Linked DNA regions of Homo sapiens: region 2 is linked to region 1. The links are chromatin loops, found by intact Hi-C in ENCODE. Cell type or tissue: sigmoid colon. All regions are shown on one strand. Each heading gives the region's core, and the rest is flanking DNA. Links, peaks and the distances in the headings are about the cores only.

Evidence for each region. Peaks named below come from ENCODE experiments on the same cell type or tissue, not always from the same donor. Only the 100,000 strongest peaks of a DNase experiment are listed, where the experiment ranks them.
Region 2: a loop joins it to region 1, with 2.8 times the contacts of the local background. A loop is called at or near these places in 34 of 110 quality-filtered maps.

Annotation. Positions count from the first base shown.
Region 1 is chr22:36,776,810-36,789,205 of GRCh38, forward strand. No RefSeq gene overlaps it. Among named protein-coding and RNA genes, the nearest start is that of IFT27, 6.9 kb to the left of the region's middle. RefSeq lists an enhancer at 139-702. In sigmoid colon, for the core only: CTCF peaks have their summits at 5,376 (motif pointing right) and 5,576; a DNase peak (open chromatin) is centred at 5,352; H3K27ac peaks cover 420 bases.
Region 2 is chr22:37,037,557-37,050,069 of GRCh38, forward strand. No RefSeq gene overlaps it. Among named protein-coding and RNA genes, the nearest start is that of KCTD17, 7.9 kb to the right of the region's middle. RefSeq lists an enhancer at 6,169-7,082. In sigmoid colon, for the core only: a CTCF peak has its summit at 6,686 (motif pointing left); no DNase peak of the experiment used is centred there; H3K27ac peaks cover 2,059 bases; H3K27me3 peaks cover 530 bases.

The sequences.
Region 1 (12,396 bases), core at 3,427-8,426:
CTTGAAGTCGTACTTTGCTCTTAGTCCATTTACTCTCTGCAAAAGGAGAATGCATCACTAACCTCGTTTGCCCGTCACCCAGGGAGGCTCTCTGTACGCGTTTACTGGGTTGGGGGTGCCTCTTGCACGTGGTTAGGGGGTCAGAGACCTAAATCCCTGGCCTGGACAAGTCACCTCATCCCTCAGCCTCAGGATGGGCCTAGGAGAACCCGCCTTGTGGGGTGGTTGTGGAGATGGAAGGAGAGAAACGTATGAGTGCCTGGGAGATAGTAGGTGCACACGTGATTGTGGGGTGGATGGGAGAGCGGAAGCTTATCTGGACAGATTTGGTTTATCATCACTGTCACTGGTTGGCCGAATGTACCCCTTGTTCTCACTTTCTCAGGGCCCCTGGGATTCTGATGGCTGATGCTGAAGGGAAGAGCAGCCCCTCAGCAAAGGTGCCTGTGCGAAAGTTCCACATTCCCTCCAGACACCTAGAACATTCCACCTCTCCGCCACTCTGCATCTCAGAGTGGCTGCCAGCCTTGTGTGGGGGAATAAACACACACACTCTATGAATGGCTGATGGTTTCAGCCCCGAATCCAGAGTAAATGCAAGTTGTCTGAGATGTTCTTTCCTTGGGATTCATTCCTGGCGCTACGGTAAAGGTCTGTTTCTCCTTCATTTCTCGTAACTGCTTTTCTTCTTTGGTGACATCACGTGAGTCTGTCTCAGACATCCAGGTCTGAGTGAGCAAAAAGCCTCTTTCTGGTCTTCTGCCTTCCTCTTGCCGGCTCCCCTCCAGGCCAACCTGTTCACCATGAGTGACCCTGTTAATCCCTTAAAGGACCCCATTTGGTGAGTCACCCTCCCGAGGCAGCTCCACGTAGCTAAGACACAGACACACATCAGGGCAGCCTCCGAAGCCTTGGTTCCTTCATTTTGCGAGGTGGGTAATGACAGAGCCGGAGCATAGCCATCTTGGACAAGCACTGCCATTTTAAAGTTCTCCTTGATCAAAAACGGCCTAAATTCAACCCAAAGGGCATCAGCCTAATGGCTAATGTCAGAATGACCATAAACCACAAGTGACATCTCCAATCAGAAACATTCCAACCCTAAGATAAACCCACCCCCCGACCAGAGACATGCAGCCCCAAGATAACCTCCCCTCTGGTCAGAGAGATGTCAGCCCCAACATAACCCACCCTCAGACCGGAGACATTCCAACCCCACAGTAAACTTCTCCTCCACACAGAAACATTCCAAGCCTGTGGTAAGCTCTCTTGCCCTAAACCCTTAAATACTCTTAGTCTGTAAGAGAGAGCACTCCTGACTGAAATTGGCCAGAAGCCCCTCTCAGGTTTATGCTCCAAAATAAACCTGTATTTAACTGTTGAGCCACTTTTCATGTTTCTTGCCTCTTTCTTTAACTCTTGCAGGTAATAATCACACCTCCCTCCCAGGGCTGTTCTCTGTTCCCCACCCACTGTCTCCCTTTTGTTGCTGCTACTCTGTGTGATTTTAGTCAGCATTATCATAAGAGCATTGTAGAACTTTCTAGAGAGATGGTAAACACTTGTATGGTGAATTCTGTCCCCCTTCACCTCATGGACCCAAGGGCCTTCTATACATTTCTGTGACTGAAGGTAAGCTGAATGAGAGTCACTAGGTTTAAGGTGGTCAGAGAATTTTGGAGCCATGGGGGCTCCTGAGCAATTCGAGTTATCCCATTTCTGAGCAGCTCTAATAGTCACAGCTGGCCTATGTTGACCACAGACTTAAGGCTGGCCTTGTTCTAAGTGATTTTAGGGATTAATTAGTTTAATTTCACATTTACATTTGATATTCACAATAACCATGTATCATCCCCATTTGATAGATGGGGAAACTAGGGCCCAAATGAGATTAAGTGAAACACCGAAGGTCACCTAGCTAGTGAGTAGCAGAGATGGATTTGAACTCCTTCTCACCCTTCCTAAAGAGCAAATACTTATTGAGTTCCTTGCCGTAATAACTTGCGTTGATTGAGCATTAGATGTGAGGCATCTGCTAAGCACTTCACATCCTCTCTCCTGTATGAAACCATGACCCTGGGAAGTGGAAACTCTCATTCATTTGAAGAAAGGAAAGAGCCACAGAGAGGCCAAGGTCATGCAACAAGTCAGCCAGATCCAGAACCAGCCTCAGATCTCTTGACTCTGGGGACCAATGTTTGTTTCTTTGTTTTCCCCCATTATCCAGCATAGTCTCTCCATTTTCATTAATTAGCTTTTCTTGAGTGCCTACCATCAGCCAGGCATGGTGTTGGTTGCTGGATCCACTGAAGGGTGGGGATGACAGAGCCCCAGGCTTTACCTCTGGGTGAGATATCACGGCAATGTGGGAATACGGGCCCAGGGTTGCACACTTTTCTAGAGGAGCCAGGAATCTGGATTTTTGTGTGAAATCCCCTGACCTGTTAGTGTTGGCAATGAACTTAAATTTAAAACACTGTAGCTGCAGTAGAAACCTCTGTTGACCGGTTCAACCTGGGGGCTGCTCATCTACGATCTTTGGTAAAGAAAGGAAGACCAACATGTGGACAAGTCACTGTGCCACAGGTGGATATGGGACTCCCTATGTACACCTCGAGGAGCATTCCTAACCCTGGGTGGATGGAGAGGGAGTCGGGAAGGATATTCTGAAAGGAGAGCCTTGTAGGAATTTGCGAGGTGGACACAGGGGAAGGCAAATGCTGGGTGGATGGGTCAGCACATGCAAAGGCTCAGAGCTCTGGGAGGGCAGCAGATGGAACACACGGTGGAATGGCAAGACCCAGAGTAGAACCCTTGTTTGAGGAATTAATTCAACAAATATTCTGTTGAGTGCTTGCTAAGCACTAGGACGTAGAGGTGGACAGAACCATCTAGCCCAGTGGAGCGGCAGATGATCAAGCAGTAATGATCTATGATTGCATGTAGTCAATGTTGAATAGGGGAGGATGTGGTGCAGAAAGAACAAATACCCTATGCTCTGATCCCTGGACTGGCACACCAGCATCACCTGGGGATTAGTAAGAAATGCATTTTCCCAGGCCCCACCCCTGACCAGCTGAACACTGGAGGTGGAGCCCACAATCTGCTTCCATAAGGCCTCCTGGTGACTCCGACACAAGCTCATGTTGAGAACTGCTTTTCTTAGCTAATGCCAGGACCCACCTTTATCTACTCTATTGGGTCATTTTACTGTTTTTCAAGCTCCTCGGGAACGTTCCCACCGCAGGGCCTTTGTACGCACTGTTCCCAATGAGGCTGTATGACTCTCCTTCATGATCTTCAGATCTCAGCTCAAACGTCATGCCTTCGGGGAGCCCTCCCAAACACACAATTTAAGCATCGCCCCCAATCTGTCAGTCTCAATATCCTTGACTTACTTTACTTTCTTCATAGCGTTCACTACTACCAGAGATTACACAGTCTGTCCCTCTGTATCCGTGGGGGATTGGTAACCATGGATATCAAAATCCAGGGCTACTCAAGTCCCCTATATAAAATGTTGTAATATTTGCACAAAACCTACACACGTCCTCCTGTATACTTTAAGTCACCTCTAGATTACTTTCAATAACTAATACAATGGAAATGCTATAGAAATATTGGTATACTGTATTTTATCTGTATTATTTTTATTGTTGTATTGTTATTTTTTTATTTTTGCAATGTGCAGTTAGTTGAATCCAGAGATGTGGAACCCGTGGATGCAGAGGGCCACCTATATTCCATATTTATTAGTTTATTTATATGGTATCTGTCGCCCTCCACTAGAAGGTAAGCTTCATGAGAACTGACACTTGGTCTCTTTTGTTCACCCAGTATCTAGGACAGTCCCCTGCATGGTGAGGCACCCCGTAAATACTTCTGAATGAATGAATGACTCTCATAGGGTTTACCCTTCCGGTTGTGTATTCATTCATTCAACAAGCACCAACTCTTGAATATCAGTTTTTGGGCAAGCAATGGGCTTACTACTGAGAGATGTGCAATGACCATTCAGATGGGGTAACCTCATCCTGGGTCCTCTCCCACCCCTAGCCTGCACCCCTAGCTACACCCATATGCTCTGTGGAAGAGGAAGTATTAACAGTGCTGCTTCCCAAAGCCAGGGACTAGACTGTTGGGGCTGATTACTGGGGCTTTGGATAAGAGGGGAGTGGAGGGGCAGCTGCTGACAAGTTGTTCCCAGAAATTGTTCAATCATCCTGGGGTTGAACACGTCCCGACATCCCTGAAGAGCAGCATGCGGATGAGCCACGGCTCCCTGCCAGGGACAGCAGCAACATTCCACGCACAGCGCCAGGGCTGATCATCCCCAATGCAGGGCCCAAGCCCCTTTGCCACTGTGTCTTGACAGCCAGGGGGTTCTCCTTCTGCCTGGGCCCCATCACAGCCCCTTCACTTATAGGGTGTAGTAGCAGAATTGTTGGATGGAATCCAACAATTGGGTAAATAGGAGATTTTAGGGGAAATTAAATAATTGAGAGTGATTCTGCATGAATTCTCAAGAAGAATATCTTTCATACATTAAAGCAGATTTGCTCAAATGCCCTCATGTCAGAGGCAATGCCAAAAAGAGAGTGCTAATAGATTTGTAGAAATTTTATGTATTTAGATCAGGGTTTCCCTACCTCGGCACTATTGACATTTGGGGGTGAAGGGTTCTTAGTTATGGGGGCTGTCCTGAGCAATATAGACAGCATCTCTGTCCTCTGCCCACTAGATGCCAGAGCAAGCTCCCTTGCTGAGACCACCAAAAATGTCCCTGGACATTGCCAAATGTCCCCTGGGGGGCAAAATCTTCCACGGATGAGAAGCACTGATTTAGATGTATGAACCCACTGAATAAAGGATATTGATTTTGCACTTGCAATCTACAAGGCCTTGGGCCTCGGGCTTCCTGGGCTTGAATCTTTGTCTTGCCACCTCTCCTCTGTGTCTCAGTCTCCTCCCACCTGCTCCAGTAGGCGCTTTGAGGCTCAGAAGAGTGGCCACATGCAAGGGGTCCCCAGCACGCCTGACACGTGGTAAGACTCAGTGAGCACCAGTTCTGATGAACAGCCACTGGGGTGGCCATGAGTCCCTGGAGGAGGATTTATAATGCGGTGGTACAGTTCTGTTTTACAATTTCCTATAACGCACTGTCACATCTGGTGCACTGCCTTCTCTCGGTAATGACCTTTGCTGTTCTTTTTTCCACTGTTCACGTGGGCCCGGTTGTTTATGTCTCCGCTGATGCAGTACTTGGCGGTGGCCATCTCAATAAAGGGCAGAGGAAATGGAACTGACTCACCTTCTGTGCGCCCGGAATGCAAAGTGGAGGCCTGAGCTGTGGCCTCGGCGGGGCACGGAGGCCGCGATGTCCTGATTCTGTCAGCAGGGGGCAGCAGCAGCCGGGAAATTGTCTGCTGCAGGAGGGCAGAAGGGCTGCCGCCTTTTGACTTATTTGCTGCCGCCTTTATTTAAAGTTGAGCAAATCATCCCTCCAGAGCCACCCGGAGGCCCCCTTTAACAGCCCGAGATACTCCATCTGCAGAAGCCAAGAGCCGCTTTTCCAGAACGTTCCACATTAGTGCATCTCTGTCCGTTTGCTCGCCAACTGAGAATGAGAGGCTGAGACATCACCTGGGCGCCTCTCTTTGAGGCGCGGTGCTTTGATTTACATCCCAGAGCCAAGGGCTCCTGAGTCCTGCTGGAGAGTTCTTCTCGCACCTGCCGCCTTCCCTCACTGCCCCCTTTCCACACTCCACGCATAAAGCCTGGGTGGTTGTGTTCAAGGAGGGCCAAGGAATTCTGGGTGCCCCAGGCTGAAGCTATGTCAAATTCTGCTAGAGGCAAAGTTGAGTGGGTCCCTGACACTCTACCCTTTTTTCCCTTCCCCGGCCCCCACTCCATATAACACCCTGCAGCTGCGCGACACAGTGCCCTTCCCAGAACAGCCCTCCCCCGGCAGCTGCACCCACCACACTCAGGGCCCATCTTAGTTGATTCCTCACCTCATGCACTTGGAAACTTAATAGCCCAGTTTCATTCTCGCATCATACCTTGGAATACGCCGTAGACATCCTGGGTTCCATTTTCCACCCAGCGGCCAGCATCGTCCTTTACAAATCTTAATTTCGGATAGGTAATCTCACCCCAAGATTCAACATTTAAAAGAGAAAATCTACAGAGAACGTCCCCTCCGTCCCGCCCCTGACAGTTGCTTATGTACCCTTTCGGAGAGATTTTACATATATCCCAGCACAAAAGCACATACACATTCTTTTTTTTTTTTTTCCTTGGGACAGAGTCTTGCTGTTTCCCAGGCTGGAGTGCAATGGCGCAATTTCGGCTTGCTGCAATCTCCGTCTCCAGGGTTCAAGCCATTCCCCTGCCTCAGCCTGCCGAGTAGCTGGGACTACAGGCGCCCGTCACCACGCGTGGCTAATCTTTTGTATTTTTAGTAGAAACGGGGTTTCACCGTGTTAGCCAGAATGGTCTCGATCTCCTGACTTCAGGTGATCCGCCAGCCTCGGCCTCCCAAAGTGGTGGGATTACAGGCGTGAGCCACCGTGCCTGGCCACATACACATTCTCATTCTTTCTCTCCTTCTTCCCTCTGCAAATAGAAGCCAGCACCCGCTCTTCCATCTAATGTACTTTGGAGTGGCCCCATGTCTGTACTCAAAGTGCGCTCGGTCTTTTGTGTGGCTGAGTCCCGTTCAGCTGTAAAAAGTGATACTTCTAAATATCACCGCATTTCCACTGAAAGTCCCCCAAAGGCTTCCCACTGTGCTTGGGGGAAAGTCCACCTTTCCCACGGAGCTGTCAGGACTGGTGAGTGGGCAGTGCCTCCTCCCTGGCAGTTTTCATCTGCCCAGCAGCTGGCTCTCTGCATCCTCACATTCGACTTGCCCGTTCTGCCTCAGGGCCTTAGCCCTGCTGCCCTCACTCATCTAGTTAACTCCTGTATGCCTTTCTCAGCTCAAACATCATTTGCCCTCCATGTCCTGCACACTCTGGACACCAGTGGCAGTCACCACCACTTGTAGTTACTGTCGGGGCACACCACTGCAGGCTCTAGAGCCAGACAGACCCCTGGGGTTCAAATCCCAGCTCCACCACTTCCTTGCTGTGTGACCTTGGGCAGCTGACTACACCTCTCTGTCCCTGTTTCCTCCCATGTGGAATGGGAGCATGAATAGATCCCTGGTCCTGGGGTTTTGTAGTGGGGATTAAATGACTGGCCAGAGCAAGCCTCTACTACCTGCTGGTGCAAATCTTTGAGGGAGGACCACGTCTCCTTGGCAGCCATCATATCCTGGTGCCTGGTTGATAGTAGGAGTTCTATAAATATGAGTCAAAATGACTGCACTTTAGTATGGGTCTCTGTAGGAATCATCGTCTTAACCCACTGGTTCTCAAACTGAGCCGCTCATGATACTAGTTAATAACATGATAATAACAGCCAGGCTGGGTGTGGTGGCTCACGCCTGTAATCCCAGCACTTTGGGAGGCCGAGGAAGGTGGATCACCTGAGGTCAGGAGTTCGAGACCAGCCTGACCAACATGGTGAAACCCCATCTCTACTAAAAGTACAAAAATTTGCCAGGTGTGGTGGCTCACACCTGTAGTCCCAGCTACTCAGGAGGCTGAGACAGGAGAACTGCTTGAACCCGGGAGGTGGAGGTAGCAGTGAGCCGAGATCACGCCACTGCACTCCAGCCTGGGCAACAGAACGAGACTTCATCTCAAGAAAAAAAGAACAGAAAGGAAAAGAAGAGAAAAGAAAAGAAAAAAGAAAAAAAATTAACAGCCTGCCGTCACTGACCCAGGCCAGGCTCTCTCCTTAGATTGTGTCATCTCACTCTCACAACCATCTGGACAGGCAGGTAGCATCATGATCTCAAGATCCCTATTTTACAAGTGAGGAAACTGAGGTACAAAGAGATTAAGTAGCTTGTCAGAGGTCACACAGTAGCTGAGCTAGGAGTCAAATTCAGGAAGCCTTCTAGGAAACAATAAACATTTGATAAACATTGTCTTAACCCAAAGATGCTTATCTCTGTGACTAGGGGAAGGGGCTCTGCCTAATTCTATTCTGGGCAGGTGTCCAGACCCAGCTCAAATGCCCCTCCTTCCTCCTACCTCCAACCCTGCATCCCATGTCCTGATTTACACCTGGACTCTCAGAGAGGAGAGGTGGCTGTTCTACCCAAACCAATCCATCTAATTAAGGATTTGCAGCCCCTGATATCCTCTCCAGCCAGTGCCCTGACTGTTATCCCCTCTGAGCCTTCTGCGTCTGCTGCCCTCTGCCACCCCTGCTGCCCACACAAGCTCGAGCCTTTCCCACATCTCCAAGGGAGACCATCCCTTATTCCTGCATTTCATCCTTGAAAGTATGGCTCCTCCAAGGACTTTCCAGGCCCTCTTTCATTCCCTCACCTCCACTTATTCCATGATATGCCACAAACCATCTTACCCCAAACCTGTGTCAAAGGTTACTCATGGCCAGGCGCGGTGGCTCACGCCTGTAATCCCAGCACTTTGGGAGGCCGAGATAGGCAGATCACTTGAGGTCAGGAGTTCGAGACCAGCCTTGGGCAACATGGTGAAACCCTATCTCCACTAAAAATACAAAAATCAACCGGGCATGGTGGTGCATGCCTGTAATCCCAGCTACTCGGGAGGCTGAGGCAGGAGAATCGCTTGACCCCAGGAGGTGGAGGTTGCAGTGAGCTGAGATTGCGCCACTGCACTCCTGCCTGGGTGACGGTGAGACTCTGTCTCAAAAAAAAAAAAGGAAAATCACTCATGGCTGGGTGGTCAAGTCCAATGCCAGGGTTTAGGATAGGGGACACTTTGCGCTTACTATGTGCTAGGCCTGGAATAAGCACTTAAGCCTCATAGTAACTGCATGAATTGGGGACTATCATTATGCCCATTCTACAGATGAGGAAACTGAAGCACAGGGACGTTTAGCAATATACTAGCCATGAACCCACCTTCTTAGCCACTGGCCACACTATCTCCAATGGAGCATCTCTGCAGAGGTGGCACTGCCTCTCCTTCCTCCCGGCATTCCTCTGCCTTGCTTGGAGACCCCTCTTCTCCTGCTTCTCTTCCTGCAGCTTCCCCCTCCACTGGGCTTTCTCCCATACCTTGGAGCCTTCTCTGCTCCCTGCTCCTGAAGTGACTCCCCTAGGGCTCATCCTGACCCTTCCTTCCCTCCAGGGGCTTCCTGGTGAGCACTTTCTCTGTCACTTGACAGACAGCAGTCCACTTGATATGGCTGGGCTTGGGACAATAATACCTGTAACCTCCCTCTTCTTTAAAGAGTTACCACGAGGGTCAAAACTGACACCACGTAGTGCCTAAGCGTGCTTTGCAAACTGTGAAATGCTGGACAAAGGTAACGGCTGTCACTGTTACCATGATCAGCTCCGTTCAGAGGTTGGTTCCCTCATCCTCTCCTCCAAATATTTTTGGCACAAGTCGTCAGCACCCATATGCGGCATCTGGGAGCTGAAATTCAGAAGCCGCCTAACGGGTTGTGAAAATATCCGTTAGATGTTCAGGCTATAAAGCTGGGGGGCCTTTCTCCAATGGAACTGCAGGGGAAACGCAGGCTGGCTGAGAGAAGAGCATTATCCGACTGGGCCAGTGGGGCAGGACTCCAGGCTGCCTCCCGAGCCTCTTAGAGCTGTAAACAGGCGTGATTGTTTTGGCAGGAGGCATCCCACTGTCAAAGAGGAAGCTGATGAGATGCAAAGCAACCCAGACCCTTTCAACTTCTCCCACCCGAGGGTGGTGTGCCCAGTGATGCGAGCACCCGGTAGAGGGACAGGAGGGCAGACATTTAAGCCAACAGATCTGAGTTTAAAGTCTGAGCAAAAAACATGTCTGTGGCCTACTCTCAGTATCCCCATCTGGCTTGCTGGGAAAGATTTTGAACATCCTACCGACTTAATCTTTGTTGGGAAAACACAGTTTTGGGATATGCCGAGCTGGAGAGTGGGCTCTGAATTGTGTAATATACTCCCCGACTGCTGGACTTCACCTGGTCTGGTAACTCTTACCTGGGCTCCGTCCATTTTCCAGAGGAGGAAACTGAGGCTCAGCTAAATGCATCAAATGACACGTGGACACGAAATAGCTAATAAGAAGAAGGACTGAGACGAGAATTGAAATCTTCTCTCTCCAAACCTGAACCCCCTGGCTTACTGGCTGGGTGATCTTGGGAGAGCTCGTGAACTTCTCTGAGCCTCTGTTTCCTTATCTGTAAAGTGGGGCTGATGATGAGACCTACCTCTGAGAGCTGTGAGGGTTACATGGGATTCTTACATGGAAACCACTTGGCCCAGCCGAAGAGTAAACACTGGGTGAATGCCCCCGGTTATTACTACTTTAGGGCACACAGTTGTTAAATAAATAGAGGAGTGGATGAATAAATAAATGCACTCTTTTCTCTACCAGGGACTGGAAGCTTTCTTTGCAAGAAGCCCATGAAGTGTAGGCAATTTCCTTTTGATGGCAATAAAGTTGGGCCTCGCTTCCTCTGTGATTCACATTCTTGAAGATCTTTCCAAATGCAGAGAAAGGGCTGGCCCCAGATCATCCGACATGGTCTCTCTGGTGATGCTGACAAGGTGACGTTTTGGATGATTATGCAAGAAACCTTCCAAGAACTGACCCTCTGCTCCAGCAAAAAGCTTTGAATTTTGCAAAACTGCCGGAGCATAGCAATTTCTCATCTGGCGCTGGCTCACCCAGTGAGCTTTGCAGGCATCCCAGAATTGTCTCTGAAACACTCTGCCCATTGCCCTCTCTTCGCCCCTCGAGAGTTAACAGATGTGAGCGCTACAGGAGAGGGTGACAAGTGGCCCAAGACCTGGAGAAGCTGGGGTGGTAAGAGCAGGGCGCAGGCTTCTTGCTGGAGTGCATCCCAGGCGGCCCCGCAGGCTCTCTGGTGAATACAGAGAGCATCAGAGCACACTCTGTTTCCACAGCACGATGTTCAAGGGACTGGTCCTGCAGCGACTGCTTCCCTGCCACATTTGCTCTGGGCTGTGGAGAGCTGGCTGCTTTCTAGTTTGTGTTCCTGAATACTGGACACGCATCGGGACTGTGGTGCAAATAACCCCACAGGATAGACCAGTTTAGCTCGGGCTCCAGGATTAGATAAACCACATACAATCCCCAACTCCAACACTGGCTTGGTGGGGCTTCCCCAGGAGCCAATCCACAGCAAGGACTAGAGTACAAGTGGTTTATTGTAAAGTGATTCCCAAAGCACCTCCAGGGGAGTGGACAAGTGAGAGAGGGAGAAGGAGGAAGGCAGAAGGGGGAACTAATGAGCCCACCACCACCACCTGTGGTCTACAGAGGCTCAGGCCTGCCGGGCTCTGGGAGACTGCCTGGAGCTGACCTCAGATCATCCTGGCAGAGGGGAGGAAGCTGGTGTGTTCTGATCCAGCTCACTGTTCTGTGTTGGTTGAGGGCTGCACAGGGCACTGCTCTCGGGCGCTTCTGCCTCGGCCTGTGCAGGGGCTGAGTGGGCTCCCACAGCCCTTGGACAAGAGGCTTAGGTCTTCAGGGCAAGGGGGATGGGGGTGCAGGCCCCCCGGTATCTGGGATATGAGATCCATCACCCAGGCTTGGATGGAAAGTATACTCAACGGAGGAAGTGCTCAAGGCAGGAGGCGATTACTATTACAGTTTGCTACTCATGTGTCTGGAAGGGCCCTTCCTTCCTTGCTTCCTTCCTTTTTTCTTTCTTTCTTTCTTTCTTTCTTTCTTTCTTTCTTTCTTTCTTTCTTTCTTTCTTTCTTTCTTTCTTTTTTTCTTTCTCTTTCTTTTTCTTTCTCTTTCTTTGTTTTCTTTCTTTGTTTGTTTCTTTTTTTTTTTTTTTGAGATGGAGTTTTGCTCTTGTTGCCCAGGCTGGAGTGCAATGGTGTGATCTCGGCTTACCACAACCTCCGCCTCCCAGGTTCAAGTGATTCTCCTGTCTCAGCCTCCCGAGTAGCTGGGATTACAGGTGCATGCCACCATGCCCGGCTAATTTTTGTATTTTTAGTAGAGACAGGGTTTCACCATGTTGGCCAGGCTGGTCTCGAACTTCCGACCTCAGGTGATCTGCCTGCCTCAGCCTCCCAAAGTGCTGGGATTACAGGTGTGAGTCACTGCGCCCAGCTGGCCCTTTTCTTTCTTAACGTGAGAACGGTCTGTCTTTCAAATGCCCAACTTAGATGCCACATCTTCTATGGTACCTTTTAATGTTTTATTTTTTTAGAGACACGGGATCTCTCAACGTTGCCCAGGCTGGACTCAAACTCCTGGGCTCATGCAATCCTCCCACCTCTGCCTCTGGAGGAGCTGAGACTACAGGTGGACG
Region 2 (12,513 bases), core at 4,517-9,516, 260 kb after region 1:
GTGTGGGCCATGCCAAGAGCCAGGCTGAAGCAGGCAGCGGGGAAAAGAGAAACCAGGCGGGGAGGGGACGCGTGTGACTGTGCAGGGAGGACTGCAAGACCCTGCATGGAGGCTTCGCCAGTGTTCGGCCAGTGGTCAGCTGAGGCGCTTGGCATGGGGCTTGGGCCCCTGGGGTCGGAAATAGGGCAGGATGGTCAACCTGAGGCGAATAGAAAGAGGTTTTGGAACTGAGGTCCTTCCAGTGCAGCCCTGGAGGGTGGAAACAGGAAGGAGAGCGGGAGACAGAGCCTGGGAGCAGGGGTGGGGTGGGAAGCCGCCAGGAGCCAAGGGAGGAGGGGGCAAGCCCCAGAGGCTGCAGCTGTCCTGGCCTTGCCATTGCACAGGAGGTGCGAATACGTTAGGCTGGCTGGCAGATTCAGCGTTGGGGAAACGATTGCAATAGAAAGTGAGGCTGAGTATCATTACACTAAGTCACCCGCTTGCCGTTCGAGGACTGCAGAGTCCAAATGGGAGTTGCAGGAACTGGGCTCTGATTTATCATCACACTCAATCATTTATGTTCCAACCGATTCTGCTGCCTTTAAAAAAAAATTGGCCATAAGAAATATTTATTAAAGACCCAAAAATAAAATAGCAGAATAGGCAATTAGAGAAAGCTGTGAATTCATGATTTCTAAATAACTGGTTTTAAAAAAATAAATTATTGGCCAGATGCGATGGCTCACGCTTGTAATCCCAGCACTTTTGGAGGCCGAGGCAGGTGGATCATGAGGTCAGGAGTTCAAGACCAGCCTGGCCAACACAGTGAAACCCCCCTCTACTAAAAATACAAAAATTAGCCGGGCGTGGTGGCGCACACCTGTAATCCCAGCTACTTGGGAGGCTGAGGCAGGAGAATCGCTTGAACCCAGGAGGCGGAGGTTGCAGTGAGCTGAGATCACACCACTGCACTGCAGCCTGGGCGTCAGAGCTAGACACTGTCTCAAAATATATATTATTGTTTGAGGAGACAACACCTGTACTCTGAATAAATCTGAAAAGGTACCAAAGGATTCACAGGAGCCTCCCTCCCAGAGCAGCCCCAGTGAGTCAATTCCTTTCTCCCAGGCAAACACTATGTCAGTTTCTTGTGTATCATCAGAGATGACTTGTGCAGCTAAAAGAAAGCACATATATATGTGTATATATTGTACATATTGCTTCTCTCTTTTTTGTCCATAGCATTTTGTTTTCAGATAATATGATAGTACACCTGAAAAACCCCAGAGAATTAATAATAAAAGTTACTCAAACAATAAAAAAAAAATCAATGAGGTATACAATTAACATATGGAAATCAGGCTGGGCACACTGGCTCAGGCCTGTAATCCCAGCACTTTGCAAGGCCAAGGTGGGCGGATCACTTGAGGTCAGGAGTTCAAGACCAGCCTGGCCAACATGGCGAAACCCCGTCTCTACCAAAAATACAAAAATTAGTCAGGTGTGGTGGCATGCACCTGTAGTCCCAGCTACTCAGGAGGCTGAGGCACAGGACTCTCTTGAACCCAGGAAGTGGAGGTTGCAGTGAGCCAAGATCATGCCACTGCACTCCAGCCTGGGTGACAGTCAGACTCCATCTCAAAAAAAAAAAAAAACAACTAACACACAGAAATCAGTAGATTTCATATACTCAAACAATAGCCAGTTAGAGAATATAATGGTAGCCCAAGTGCAGAGGTTCACACCTGTAATTAATTCCAACACTTTGGAAGGCCGAGGTGGGTGGAACATGAGAGGATCGCTTGAGCCCATGAGTTCAAGACCAACCTGGGCAACGGGCGAGGGGGACTCTGTCTCTACTTTTTTATAAAATAGAAAGAGAAAGAGAGAGAGACTCTAATGGTAGAGAAAAACCTCAGTTACAATAGCAACAAAAAAAATTCAAAAGGACAGAAAAAGCAACTTAACAAGAAATGCGCAAAGCCTATTTAGGATAGCTTTAAAATAACCTCCTAAAAGACTCAAAAGTAGGTTTGAACAAATGGAAGACATCCCTCGTCCTTGAATAGGACAACTCAACATCATAAAAATGTCAGTTCTCCCTAAGATAATTTAAACATTTGACCCATCCACAATAAAAATATCAATATGCTTCTTTATTGGGCTAAAAATGCTGACCCAAGTTCACATGGAAAATCAAGCATGCAAGAATAGCAGGAAAACTTTGAAGAGAAAAAGCTACAAAGGGTCTGACCCTACAAGAATACTCTAAAGACTCTCTGTAATTAAAACAGTGTGTGGCTTGTGCATGAATAGACAGACCAATGGACTAGAATAGTGAGTCCAGAAATAGGCTCAAATACTCCAGGAAACTTAGTGTATGATAAAGGCATCTCAAACCACTGGGGCAAAGATGGACTTCTTTTTTGTTTAAGAGACAGGGTCTCGTTGTGTCATGCAGGCTGGAGTGCAGTGGTGTGATCATGGCTCACTGCAGCCTCGAATCCCTGGGCTCAAGCAATCCTCTTGCCTCAGCCTCCCAAGTAGCTGGAACTACAGGTGCGTGCCACCACACCCAGCTCCAAGTAACTCTTGAATGCGATATTTTGGCTGTTTGGACTATACATACTCAGGCAAAATACAAAATAAACAAAAAAACTTCCGATAACAAATATTGAACTCTTGTTAATAGGTTTGTTTTTCACAATGTTATAGGTTACCAATTATAAAACTAGGACTGGCTAAATAAGTAAGGAAATGTATTAAAGATACTGGGAACAAACTGTTTCCCTATTGGAGAAAAGACAAACAAATATGGAAAGGGAGAAGACTTAAATGAAGCCTGTGGTGCTGGACTGAAGTTGGAGATATCAGCGTGAACCCAGGATTTCTACTATAGACAGGTGCAGAAACAAGTGTGTGTGTGTGTGTGTGTGTGTGTGTGTGTGTGTGCACGTGTTTCCCAGCTCTAGCTCTGTTCCTTGAGATTTCCTGAAAGCAGTGACATCCTAGTGCAATGAGGCCACCAAATGCTCAGGTGTTGGTTTTATCTTTTCTTTTTTTGAGACGGAGTCCTGCTCTGTCGCCCAAGCTGAAGTGCAATGGCACGATCTCGGCTCACTGCAACCTCCAATTCTCAGGTTCAAGCGATTCTCCTGCCTCAGTCTCCAGAGTAGCTGGGATTACAGGTGCCTGACACCATGCCTGGCTAATTTTTGTATTTTTAGTAAAGACAGGGTTTCACCATATTGGTGTCAAACTCCTGACCTCAAGTGATCCACCTGCCTCGGCCTCCCAAAGTGCTGGGATTATAGGCGTGAGCCACCACACCCAGCCTGGTGTTGGTTTTAAATACCATTATCCATCAAAAGGAACTGGAGCTGCCGGGGCAGGAAAAGTATAATACGAGCCCAGACTGTTTTGCTGGGCCAGAAAGGAAGGAAGTGCTCAAATGATAATGGGGATGAGTCAGAAGGATACAGGAGCCAGTTGGGAGAGGAGAATAGAGACCTGCTGTTTAATGAGTAGAGAGTTTCAGTTTTGCAAGATGAAAAGAGTTCTGTGGATGGAAGCTGGTGATAGAATCACAACAATGCGAATGCATGTAATGTCACTAAACTGGACACTTAAAAATGGTTAAAATGGTACATTTTATGTGTATTTTACTACAATGTTTAAAAAGATTCAGTGTTTAAGAACCGGTTTTTAAAAAAGGACACAGGCTGGGCATGGTGGCTCATGCTTGTAATCTCAGTGCTTTGGGAGGCCGAGGCGGAGCGGAACACAAGGTCAGAAGTTTGAGACCAGCCTGGCCAACATGGTGAAAGCCCAACTCTACTAAAAATACAAAAACTAGCAGGGCATGGTGGCGCGTGCCTGTAGTCCCAGCTACTCAGGAGGCTGAGGCAGGAGAATCGCTTGAACCCGGGAGGCAGAGGTTGTGATGAGCCGAGATCGCACCACTGCACTCCAGCCTCCATCTCAAAAAAAAAAAAAAAAGAAAAATCGATGGGGGAAAGGAGTAACTGTACAGCTCAGAGACCTGGCAGACACCACCTGCACAAAATGATCAGCCCTGATCTCACCAGTAATGGGAGTCATGGACATCAGATTCCTTCAAGACCTGATGCACTGGCAAGAACACAACCTCATTTCTATGAGAGTCCTGCCAAAAATGCATACGCTGAATCCAATCATGAGGAAATATCAGGCAAACCCACACTGAGGGTAATTCTACTAAAAAAAAAAAAAAATCACCTATACTCCAAAAATGAAAGCAAGAGAAACTGTCCCAGATCAAAGGAGAACTAAAGAGAAATGACAAGGGAATGCAATTGTCCTAGATGGGCTCCCAGAGGCTTTTAGCAAAGTTTTTTCCTTTCTTTTTCTATAAAGGACATTAGTGGGACAAATGGAGACTGGAAGAAATCTGTAGATAAGCTATGGTATGTAACAGTATTAATTTCCCGACTTTGACCATTGTCCTGTGGTTATGGAGAGAATGTCCTTGTTTTTCAGAAATCATGCTGAAGAGTTTAGGAATGAAAAGTCATTAATTTTGCAGTTTACTTTCATATTTATTTATTTTTAATTTTTATTTTTTTTGAGATGGAGTCTCGCTCTGTCGCCCAGGCTGGAGTACAGTGGTGCAATCTTGGCTCACTGCAACCTCCACCTCCCGGGTTCAAACAATTCTCCTGCCTCAGCCTCCTGAGTAGCTGGGATTACAGGCATGTGCCACCACGCTCGGCTAATTTTTGTATGTTTAGTAGAAATGGGGTTTTATCATGCGGGCCAGGCTGGTCTCGAAGTCCTGACCTCAAGTGATCCGTCGGCCTCAGCCTCCCAAAGTCCTGGGATTACAGGCATGAGCCACCATGCCCAGCCTGTAGTTTACTTTCAAAAACAGTTCAGAAAAGTAACAAAGAAGGTGGGGAGAGAACAAAGGAAAGACTGTGTGAACACTTGGTGCGTCTGGTAAAGGCTCTACGGGATTTTTTACTATAATGTTTGCAACTTTTCTCTAAGCCTAAAATTATTTTCAAAGCGAAATGTTTTGTTGTTATTTCAATGCAGTTTTTTCTGATTTAGTTTCAGCTAGGGCTGCTCACTGACCCCACTTTCTTTTTTTTTTTTTTGAGATGGAGTCTCTCTCTGTTGCCCAGGCTGGAGTGCAGTGGCCCGATCTCAGTCACTGCAACCTCCACCTCCCGGGTTAAAGCAATTCTCGTGCTGGGATTACAGGCGCCACCAGGCCTGGCTACTTTTTGTATTTTTAGTAGAGACAGGGTTTCACCATATTGGCCAGGCTGGTCTCCAACTCCTGATCTCAAGTGATCCGCCCACCTCAGCCTCCCATAGTGCTGGGATTACAGGCATGAGCCACTGCGCCTGGCTGACCCCACATTCTAAAACAAGGTGAGGTGCTGGACTCTCGAAAGCATTTCTTGCTACTGAAGTGGTTAAGAGCTAGTCGTAGAACCCTACGACCACCCCCTGACCCACACCTCTCCTGCCCCCGGCAGAGATAGGAGAGCTGCCACCAGGAGCAGCAGGAAGGTAGAGGATGCTTTCTCTGGTGGCAGATGTTGGGGTGCTGTCCCATGGAGGAGGTGCATGGGGTGCCTCCCCTCTCCACAGGCTGAGTGAGAGGGCTTCAAGGAGGCCATCTGCGGAGCTTCACCCATGTGTCCTGGATTCTGGGGGTCTCAGAGGCTGGGTGGGCCCTTGCCTGGAAAAGCCTGCATCCTGCCAGCTGCTCCTTGCTGGGGTCAGGAGGCACATGTGCTGTGAGTCTTGTCAGGGTGGGGCCTGCCTGCAGGCTTTTCTGGGCCCAGCTGAGAGCTGGCCGAAAGGAGATGGCTTGGAGCTGTCCAGATGGGGAGTTGGTGCATGAGTGCACAGAGGCTGGAAGCGGGGTTGGGGAGTGGGTGGACGGTGGAACCCAGGAAGCTGATCCTTGGGGAGCATCCCAAGGGGCGAACCAGAGAAGACACTGCCCAGGAAGAGACCTGTAGTAGGAGCTACTCCCAGCAATGGGGGCACCAAAGAACCCTCAAAACAACCTGCCAGAAAACAAGGAGCCAGCTTGAAACATCTGCTCCGGCCACAGCAAAGCCACACCAGAGAACAAAGGACGCCAGGCAAGGAAAACCTTTCCTGCCCTTCCTTCTACCTGCATCCCCACTCCCTCGAGGGAGGAAACAGAGGGGGGATCAAAGGGTAGAAGGAGCTGGAGGACAGGCTGGGGCCAGAGCAGCACAGAGCACTCCTTGGGCTCCTCCTCTGTAAAGTGAGATCACGGCCACATCTCCCTGTTGGGTTACGATTAAAAGAGATCATCCACAAAAGTGCTTGGTGCAGTCCCTGGCACACGGAAGTACTCATAAACGTCCCTCTGGCAGCAGGGGCAGAGTCCACGGGGCCCAGGGGGACAGACGGTAGGTCCCTGGTTCTGTGCCATCAAGCTGTGGAATTACATGCATTGGAGCCAAGCAGACGTTGAGGCAGGAGAGGGGAGTCCTGGGGAGGGGAGGCTGGTGAGAGGCCGGCTGCCATGGCCTCAGTCCCAAGAGCTGAGCTTCTGCAAAAGGAATCAGCAGTAGCAGACACATAGGCAGGCAGGTGCTCTGGGGCTGCTGTCCAAGACACTCCCCAAGGACCTCAGCAGGCAGGCGCACCCCCTGCTGGTGAAGAGGAGTCTCCAGCCACTCTCCCGCCCAGTCAGGTCAGGCTGGGAGCGCGCTGAGCCCCACCCTGCTGGCTGAAGGGAGCCGAGCCCGGGGCCCAGGTGGTCCAGCAGGGACCCAAGGGGCCAGCATCACTGCCGCCCCCACTGCATCTTTGTGCAAATTAGAGAAGGCACCCTTTCCTCCAGACATTCCTGCCCTTCCTTCTACCCGCATCCCCACTCCCACCAGGGAGGAAACAGAGACGGGGTGGAGGGTAGAAGGAGCTGGAGGAGAGGCTGGGGCCAGACATTTCCAAACCTGTCACAAGTGCTGAGCTTTAGACTTTCAGAAACGAAGGAGACAGGGACTCTCCCCTGGAAGAGCTCACAGAGAGGGCCTGTAATGTCTGCAGACTCCAGGGTCACCGTCATATCATGAAAGGGTTGTCAAATATTCAGGTCTATGGACCCATATCTAGCCTCTCTGAGAATGATGCTTCCAGCCCAGGACCTAACACATAATAGATGCTCGGTGATAATGGCTAATATTCACTGTGTGCAATAGCACTAATAAGCATGAATTACATTACAATGTAAATATTGCAAACGGTTTGAAGAGGTTGCATAACTAACTAACAAGGTGTCATGAGTCAGGGTCCCAACCCGGAGTAGAGATTCAAACCCTGGGCCGTGGGCCTCTGGAAGCCTGATCTCATGTACCCATAGCTCTGGCTGGTCAGGAAACACTCTCTCTGATCGGATATGCCCGTTTCTCTCCTCAAGTGACCTGAAAAGGTGCAGAGGCTCAAAACCAAACACCCCCACATCAAGGATAAGTAACAGAATTGGCCCCAGGCAGTGATAGGATTGGATTTGACATAAAGAACAGAAAATGGCTGATCAGAATGTTCTGATGTGCTCAATCTGGGGAAGAGAACTGAAACCAAAAACCCAGCAGGGATGAATGACGTCTTAGTCATGGAACTGACAGGAGCTGTGAAACAGGCCACTCAGAAGTGAGGCAGAGACTGCTGCTAAGCTGAGAAGGTTCAAAACAGGACTCAGTGATGCGCTCAGGTGAGAACTTCAGGATGTATCTTGTGTTCTTTCAGCTCTATCTGGAGCAGAAAAAAAAAAAAAAACTCCTGGGCCATTCTAGGTCACAGAGGGGTGGGGGGGGTGACATGAGGAAATGACAGCCAGCCTGCTCTGGAGCTGGGGTCATCTAGGGTGGCCTTTCTCTCTACCTTTCCCTCCAACCCCAGGAAGGGGGAGTTGGTGGGCTTGGTTCTTCCCTGACCAAAGAGAAATGGATGTTTAAGGGGCAGCCTTTGCATCAGGCACTGATCTTGGGTCCAGGCAATGATAGACAGGGTGGCAGGACTGGCTTCACCAAAGCCAGCGTTCCCTGGTCTTCACACAGGTGGCCTGGCGAGTGCCCTCCACCTGCTAGCTCTTTAAATCCTCACAACAGCTGCAAGAGGTAAGCACTATTACTGTTCTTAATTTAGAAATGGGGAAACTGAGGTTCAGAGAGGTTAAATGACTTTGAAAAGTTACCCAACTGATAAACCACGAAGCCTTGGCTAGCATCCTTGTCTGGGGGCCTGTACCCCTTAACCATATCTCTGTTCTATTTCACTTTCAAGTGGAGTCCAGAGCCATATTAAAAAGCACTGAATGGGACGTGCGTGGTGGCTCATGCCCGTAATCCCCGCACTTTGGGAGGCTGAGGTGGGATGATCGCTTGAGGTCAGGAGTTCAAGACCAATCTGGCCAACATAGCGAGACCCCATCTTTAAAAAATGATAATAAAAAATAAAAATAAAAAGCACCAAAGCACCTGATCCCTAGTGGTCTTGTGGTTGGAGGGGGAATAAAAGAACGAAAGGAAAAAAAAAATACTTGAGGCTGCTCTTCCCAGAAGAAGACATCAGGGGGCGGTGTAACCAGCAGGCATTTGAAATCTGGCCCTCCTCCAGTTTAACCATCACCCTGAAAAGCAGCTAAGGAATGTCTGGAGTTTTATCATTATCCTCTGAATGAGGAAGACATGCAACAATCTATGCAGAGTGACAGTCCATGACTGCTGATACGGAATTCCATATTTTGTCCAAGCCTCCCAAACCCACCTACCCCAAACCAAAGCCTTCCCTAGGGCAGAGGCCACCTCTGGCAGCTTCACCTCTGTGTTTCAATGTCTGGTTTATATAGTGGGTACCCAGCAAGCCCAGCGATGGCCTGAATGCCAGGCCGGTTGTGGGGAGGGGCCAAGCATCCTTTTCAGAGGTGGGTGCACCTTTTCCCAACCCAAACATGGCTTCATCCGGACAAAGCCCAGGCACGGGCAGGGATATGGTGGCATCTGTCGGCTCTATTTAAGGGTCCCAGGTCTTGCCACCTGGCTGTTGGCTGTGGCCCTCGCCAGTGAGGTTGTGGCTTCAGATGGGAGCATTTTAGGAGCTTGCTGAGCAGAGCGCTGTGTCCAGGGATAGGTTGGGGTCTCTGTGGAAAGGACGGGGAGTGAGACTGGCCCAGACAAAGCCTTTCCCTCCATTTTGGGACCAAAGGTGCTGGCCAAGTCCCCACCTGGCACTCCAGGGCTGTATCTAAAAGGGCAGTGCCTGTGGGACGGCGGAGACCAGCCCTGCCCCAGGCTCAGACAGGCCTGTGTTGGACCAGCTGTGGGACTGCAGTTTTCTCATCTGTAATGTGCTGTCAAGAGCACCTGCCGCAAGGGTGCTGTGGGGTTCCATGGGAGGCTGGAGAGCAGAATGGTTATCAGCTGTGACTTCAGATCCAGCAAGACCAGGCTCTGAGGCCAGCGCAGTTCTCAGTAGCCATTTCCAGCACGACCTAGTAGGGACCTCTGGTCTCTGAGCCATGACCTCACCCTCTGTAAGATGGGGGTGGGAACAAGATGGATCTCATTGGCTTGCTGTGAGGATTACAGGAAAAACACATGGGCGCTACTTGGTCCAGAACAAACCCTCAATAAATGACAGCTGCTGATCCTGCTGTCACAGGATGCCTGGGACACGGTCTGTGGCACATAGCAGATGGTAAACTTGTCTTCGTTGGATACACATGGTACGTGTGGCGTTGCACTTAGGACAGTGTCTGGCACATGGGAAGCATGAAGCAGTGAAATAAAATAATATGGGGCCAGGTGTTCACATCTGTAATTCCAGTACTTTGGGAGGCCAAGGTTGGCGGATCACTTGAGGTCAGGAGTTACAAACCAGCCTGGCCAATATGGTGAAACCCAATCTCTACTAAAAAATACAAATATATGAATTAGCCAGGCATGGTGGTGGGTGCCTGTAGTCTCAGCTGCTCAGGAGGCTGAGGCAGGAGAATTTCTTGAACCTTGGGTGACAGAGCAAGACTCTGTCTCAAGAAAAAAGTAGGCCGGGCGCAGTGGCTCATGCATGTAATCCCAACACTTTGGGAGGCCGAGGCAGGTGGATCACCTGAGGTCAGGAGTTTGAGACCAGCCTGGCCAACAGGGTGAAGCCCCATCTGTACTAAAAATAAAAAAAAAAAAAAATTAGCCAAGTGTGGTGTTGCACATCTGTAATCCCAGCTACCCGTGAGGCTGAGGCAGGAGAATCGCTTGAACCCAGGAGGCGGAGGTTGCAGTGAGCTGAGATCGCACCACTGCACTCCAGCCTGGTTGACAGAGTGAGACTCGGTCTCTAAATAAATAAATAAATAGAAAAAAATAAAATAACACGGAAATACAGCATGAAGGAAGAAGACTCCATCTCTGCCCTAAAGATATTCCCAGTGTATTTGGGTTTCTGTTCCATTCATCCCCCTCCCAAAGTCAGGCCCAGTGTTTGACACCTGCAATATGGCAGAGTGGGGACAGGGCCTGTCCTCAGGGAGCTCACACTGTAGAGTGAGGGAAACAGACCAGAAAATGGTGCTACTGGAAGTGGGGGTGGTCTCTGGGTAGGTCCCCCACAATGTAAATGTTGGCTCTTACCCTTCCCTCCCCCTTTCTCCCTCCCTGCCCCTGGGCTGTCCCCCACCCCAACTATCTATCTTGGCACCAACGCTAGGTTAAGATTCCCCAAATGCCACACTGATGACACTCCTCCTTTGCTGAAAGACTCGGTGCTGTCCAAGTCCTGCTGTAGCATCCACACGCCTCAGTACAGAGAGGCAACCCTAGGTGGGCAGCAGCTGGCCCAGGAAGCATGGGAGCTGTTCCTCACCTTCCTGACTTTTTTTTTTTTTTTTTTTTTTTTTGAGACAGGGTTTCACTCTGTCACGCAGGCTGAAGTGCAGTGGTGCGATCATGGCTCACTGCAGCCTCGATCTCCTGGACTCAAGGTATCCTCCCACCCCAGTCTTCCCAGTAGCTAGGACTACAGGCACATGCCACCAAGCCTGGCTAATTTTTTTAAATTTTCTGTAGAGACGGGGGTCTTGCTATGTTGTCCAGGGTGGTCTTGAACTCCTAGGCTCAAGAGATCCTCCCACCTCGGCCTCCCAAAGTGCTGGGATTACAGGCGTGAGCCACTGCATCTGACACCTTCCCAACTTCTCCTCAGGTGAACTCCTTGTTTCATTCCAACTGGCCCACAGCTGGCCTCTGGAATGCCCTCATTCTTCCCCATACAGCTTTGCTCTTTCTTCTTTCCCCTCTCACCCCACCCTCCCCTCTCCCCACCTCCCAAGACCCTCCCTGGGCCCTTTTCTCTGACACTTTGTTGTTGTTGTTGTTAAGACGGAGTTTTGCTCTTGTTGCCCAGGCTGGAGTGCAATGCCGCAATCTCAGCTCACCGCAACCTCTGCCTCCCGGGTTCCAGCAATTCTCCTGCCTCAGCCTCCCAAGTAGCTGGGATTACAGGTGTGCGCCACCACACCTGGCTTATTTTTTATATTTTTGGTAGAGACAGGGTTTCATCATGTTGGCCAGGCTGGTCTCGAACTTCTGACCTCAGGTGATCCGTCCTCCTTGGCCTCCGAAAGTGCTGAGATTACAGGTGTGAGTAACTGTGCCTGGCCTGGGCTCCCCCTACTCTTGACCCAGATGTAGGTGGTCTTCTAACTGGTCTCTCTTCTAACTGGTGCTTCAAACCACCCTCCCAGCAACCTAAGGGTGATCCACATTGCAAATCTGACCGTGTCACTCCCCTGCCTGCCACCCTTGCGTGAAAGAATAAGTATCTCCTGCTCTAGTTTTGCTTTAGCTGACAATGGTCAAGGCCTCACTAAGTGCCAGCAGTCCTGCCAGTCTTTCAAGGCCACTTCACATCCCATCTCATTCACCCATTCATGCATTCAACATAGTAAATGCCAGGGACTGTGCTAGGTGTTTTTTTTTGTTTTCTTTCTTTCCTCCCTCCCTTCCTTCCTTCCTTCCTTCCTCCTTCCCTCCCTCTTTCTTTCCCTCCCTCCCTCCTTCCTTTCCTCTCTCTCTCTCTTTCTTTGACGGAGTCTCACTCTGTCACCCAGGTTGGAGTGCAATGGCATGATCTTGGCTCACTGCAACCTCTACCTCCCGGGTTCAAGTGATTCTCCTGCCTTAGCTTCCTGAGTAGCTGGAACTACAGGCGTGAGCCACCATGCCCGGCTAATTTTTGTATTTTTAGTAGAGAAGGGGTTTCACCATGTTGGCCAGGCTGGTCTCGAACTCCTGACCTTGTGATCTGCCTGCCTCGGCCTCCCAAAATGCTAGGATTACAGGCGTGAGCCACCGGCTGTTTTTTGGTTTTCTATCGTTTTATTTTTTTAAAATAGAGATGGGGGCCAGGCGCAGTGGCTCGCACCTGTAATCCCAGCACTTTGGGAGGCCAAAGTAGGAGGATCACTTGAGCTCAGGAGTTCAAAACCAGCCTGGCCAACGTGGT